Regions from separate parts of the Homo sapiens genome. Here region 2 is linked to region 1. A link is a loop called in an ENCODE intact Hi-C map of the cell type or tissue named here. Cell type or tissue: endothelial cell of umbilical vein. All regions are shown on one strand.

Region 1 (2,500 bases):
TGCCTGTCATTCCATCCTCCTCACCGCTGCAGAGTCCTCTTTCTAAAGCACTCATCTGTCTTGAGAACGGAGGGCTGAGAAATATTCTTCCCTGAGAAAGAAAAGACACTGCTTAATCTCAAAATATATGTTCAGCAAGAGGAATATTTTTATAAAAATAAAGGATAAGCTGAAAGAATGTAAGCAGAAGCTGTAATTTCAGCAGTGGCATTTACCCCGTTTGTTTTAAGCATTGGCAGTGTATATTACCCTGCATTAGCCGCAAGGATAAACAGTGTTTTCAGATTCAAATATGTCAATTACAACATTCCTGGATATTCGGAGGTCTTTTCCTGTTCTATTTCTTACGCTGTTCCTCTCAGAGTTCAAATCAAACCTCCAAAAACTATTTTTTTTTGTTCATTGTGAGCTCAGCGTGGCTAATCTTAATTTTACTACTCTTGTGAAAACATCCAAAACCAAATTTGCCTTGGTAAGAAAAATTCATCATACAAAATGTCATATGTTTTTATTATCTGTTCACATAAAAACAGTATTAGTAAGGTTAGAGGTAAAAAAGTAAATGTAAATCTTAAACATAGTTTCTGAACTGCCTTGTCACTGAGAGTTAAAAATCCTCTAGCAACCTAACCCTTTGCATCTGACATTATTTTTTGTGACTATTCCTCTAGTGAAATAAGTCACTGACACTTTAGTGTAAGTTACTCCTAGTAAATCACTTTTACACAGGTTAAAGGGAAGCACAACAGAAAAACTGTAAGGAAGGTGGTGCAGATATCCAGATTTTGCCCAGGACAGCCTAAGCAGAAAGCTGCTTCCCTCACTTCCCTCCAAAGTCAAGAATTGAGAGGGAAGATGGCCTTCCAATTCCAGCCACTGATGAGAATAAATTCCGGAAAAACATATTAAACATAGCGTTTGACGCTTCTATCCACAGCTGGAAACATTACACAAATTTTAGTGAGCCCTGAATGCCAGCAGCCATAATTCCCAAATTCTTTTTTAAAATAATGAACTAATCCAGGTGAAGGACCTGCGGCTTGGCGCCATCTGGTGCCTGCACAGAGAAAGAACGTTCCATCGAGGCTGCAGTGCTGAGTCCCTTTGTTAGTCCAAGTGGGGAACACTTTTTAAAAACACAACCGTTGTCTTTCATCACAGTAAATCCTAAAGTGCTACTAACAACAAACTCAATCTGAAAATAAACTTGAAAATTATTTATAGTTTTTCCAACAATGATCTTATTTTGAGAGAGAATACATTAAGTTCTGCTAATACCAACCCTGGGCTCTTACAACATAGTGACTTCTACTAACTCTTTCTATGTGCATATGTTTTTTTAAATGATAAAAGCATTTTCCACAGGGGGATGCCAGTGAACTTTCTTTATCATTGAAGTGTACAGCACAAATGAGAACTTTTTCAAACACTGTTCCTAAGGCAACAAGATGCTACTTCCTAAAAGATATATTTAAGGGGCTAAATCTAAAGTTGATTTGAAAATTGGAAAAAAAAAATGAAAATGTTGATTATCCAAAATAATTAGGGAAATAAAACTGCAAAGATCTCAGAGTAGAATATTTTTACTTCTCAAAATATGGGCCTCGTTTCCTAGTTGTATCTGCCTGCAAAGGAACGGAACTAAAAGGCCAAAGCTCAGGGTCAACCCGGCTTCCTCAGCCCTGGTTGGATACATTCATCTGCATGCTCAGAACCAAGCTGACACCCATGAATGGAGATGAGTCACTGCGTTTACAAAGTTGTGGTTAAACATAGAAGGGTTTACTTCGCTTGTTTCATCCTTGCTTCTAATTTCTTCTTGACTTCAGTTCATCGTACAGACAGCCACTGAGTTAACTCTTCTCCAAGCAGTAGTTGGCTTCTGGGATGATGCTGACCCACCATCTTATTTCATCAGTTTTCTCCATGGTTCACCCCATATTCTTCCACACAAACTCAGTATTTCAGCCCGACTGGCACAGGAGGTGGCTTCCAAATACATCATAAACCTTCTCACCTGGTATTCTTCCTTTCTAGAATATTCTCTCCCTTCCTCTCTCATTACCTAAAGCCTCCAGGCTCCCGTTCAAGTCCCATTGTTTCCCTAAACACTTTCTGCAGGGGCTCCAAGTTGTGATCTCTCCACGTTCCTTGGTGCGGATAGTAGATTCTACACATTCATTTGGGAATTTCTGTACAGAATTGACATTTTTATTTTTATTTTTGAATTACACATTATTTTCCCAGCTAGACCATGAGATCATTCAATTTAGGAGCTATTTTATAGGTTTGGACACTAAACATTTTACAGTGTCCAATGATGATAACTAGTACTTGTTGGCAGTTGTTACATAATTGCTATGTTTTAAGTGATTTATCTAAAAACTCTTTAAGGTAGACGCTATTATTCCCTTCACTTTAAAGATGAGGAAACTGAGCAAAAAAGGTAAAGCCATTGAGCGGGAACATGATGGAGCTGGAATCCCACCCAGCTCTGCCT
Region 2 (2,500 bases), 340 kb after region 1:
ATATTCAGAAGAAAAAAAGTTTAAAATCTATTTCTAACTTTTAACATCCAGAGAAGAATTTGAATTTTACTGTATAAAAGGGACATGTATGATTAAAAAGATAAATTCTGGAGCATAAAAGAAGGCTCTTTCTATTGTTATTGATCCATAAACATACATGCTTCCAGAATTTATCTTTCTAATCATACATGTCCCTTTTATACAGTAAAATTCAAATTCTTCTCTAGATGTCAAAGTTAAAAAAATAAAACTTTGCCTTAGGCAATGCTCACAAATCACTAAAAAGTATCTCTTCTGACTAACCAATACACTTACTTTTATTAAAACAAAGATAGTTTATCAAAAGCTAAATGAAAAAAATATTTTTTTTTCTTTCTTCCTTTTTTCTTTTCTCTTTTTGGAGACAGAGTCTCACTCTGCTGCCCAGGCTGGAGTGCAGTGGTGCAATCTTGGCTCACTGCAGCCTCCACCTCTCAGGTTCAAGTGATTCTTGTGCCTCAGCCTCCCGAGCATCTGGGATTATAGACACGCACCATCACACCAGGCTAACGTTTGTATTTTTAGTAGTGATGGGAGACGGGGTGAAGAAATCTTTATCAGTAGATCAAACAAGGAGTAATGTCTGTTGGACAACTGAAGAAAACGATTCAGTACCCTGAATCAAGAAGGGTTCCAAATACCAGTTAATTTAGTTTGTCAAGAAATTAGATGCCTGTTTCATGTACTGATCAACCAGCTTTTTTCAACCTAGGTAATTAAATGCAAAATAATAAGTTTATTAGCCAGAATAAATAAATGTGAAAATTTCAGACTCAACTTACGCTAATCTAATACAATTTGCAATATATAAGAAAGTAAAAATACTATGAGAAGAACATCTAATACATAGACATAATAATGTATCTAAGATATATTGCTAAGTAGTAATTACATTCTTGGCAATTTTGCAAAGCTTAGTAAATTTCTAACATTTTATAAATATACATCAACATACACACATACATATTCCTTAATAATATTCTATAATTTTGATAAATCATTCTTAAAAATTACTGTTAGGGCCAACACATATATTTCATTATACATTATTTCATATTAATTTGTAAAATAAATATTAATCAAATCGCTCTGCTTTAGAAAGGTAAAATTACATATTTCCATATAGTAGTCAAACCCTAAAAAATTCAGCAACACTATAACAGAAACCTATTTGAAAGATATCCAATGCCCATCCCCAGAAAAGGTATTTGAATTTAAAGTTATTTAACTGTGGTTTAAAATAAAACAAAACAAGACTGAATTTCCAGATCACCATAGGATGCATTAACTTCTAGCTCCATCTGCTGGAGTTACAAAATATTTCAAACTACAATATACAATACTATAGAGGAAATAATTTATCATTTTTCCTCACATAGACAAAAGCCTTCATGAATTTAAATTAAAAAATTAATCAGAGTTCAGCCATACTCAATAATTTCCAAAATGACAAAAGTTCAATATTTCAGTAGAATTAAAGATCTAATCCAATTATCAAAAAGCAATTTACACAATTTTTAAAAATTCTACCAACAAAGCATAAGGCTTAGAAAAGAGATTACAGTCTGTTTTCAAGTAGTGTGAGGACTTCAGAATTATTAGCCACTGTTGATTTGGGGTAAAAAGAGACAGAGAGAGAGAGAGAGAGAGAGACAGAGACAGACAGAGAGACAGAGACAGACAGAGAGAGAACTTCAGAATTAGAATAGCCTCTGCTTATTTACTTAGAAGAAAAATAAATAACAACTACCAATGAAATGTGGGACTTTTTATCTTCACATAACTTTTTTCTTAAAAAACAAATAATATGTCCATTGTATAAATGCAAACACCAAATGCAATGTAAATACCAAAAAAAAATGCATATCATAAAATCCTACAAAAAGTTAAACTCTTTGTATTTACCCTTCCAGGTATTTTTTGATGCAGCTACCTACACATGTACTCTTTTTTCTTTTTACAAAATAGGCATTGGATCGTAAATATGGGCTTTTTTCTGGTATCTCTGTATATCAACAAATACCTACATTATCATCTATAATGTCCAGAAAAGCACTCCACTGTTTGGATCGACAAGATATGATTAATTTCCTATCCCAAACACTAGGATTTTTCTATTTGTAATGTTATAAACAATACCTCAATATCCAGTAACTATCTTGATACACATTATGATAAATGACTGAACTACTGAGCCCAAATGACTAGGAACATTTAGTGAACAACAGTACATTAAAATTTATTAGGGACTTACTTTTGACTTAGCATCTATTCATAAGTAAATATAATATTTTCTTAAGTTTGACTGCTTATACTCTAAAAGTCTGGTTTTTTGGATCTTCTATGGAACTTAAAAATGAATTTTAAAAGGATGGATTTTGCATTGTTCCTTCATGATGTCCAAACAGTGTATCGCCTATTCCTGATGACAAATCAAAATAAAGCACACAGTCCTTGCAGT

The links. Hi-C counts contacts between places; a loop is a spot of excess contacts. Peaks named below come from ENCODE experiments on the same cell type or tissue, not always from the same donor. Only the 100,000 strongest peaks of a DNase experiment are listed, where the experiment ranks them.
Region 2: it touches region 1 in a loop (5-fold over the local background); 6 of 110 quality-filtered maps call a loop at or near these places.

Annotation. Positions count from the first base shown.
Region 1 is chr7:156,472,621-156,475,120 of GRCh38, forward strand. It overlaps RNF32-DT (RNF32 divergent transcript), which reads right to left. Exons shown (of 4, transcript NR_026865.2): 4 at 1-91. Among named protein-coding and RNA genes, the nearest start is that of LINC00244, 67 kb to the right of the region's middle. In endothelial cell of umbilical vein, a CTCF peak has its summit at 1,068 (motif pointing left); no DNase peak of the experiment used is centred here.
Region 2 is chr7:156,815,824-156,818,323 of GRCh38, forward strand. The region is part of intron 4 of LMBR1 (limb development membrane protein 1); the gene reads right to left. Among named protein-coding and RNA genes, the nearest start is that of LMBR1, 76 kb to the right of the region's middle. In endothelial cell of umbilical vein, a CTCF peak has its summit at 1,340 (motif pointing left); no DNase peak of the experiment used is centred here.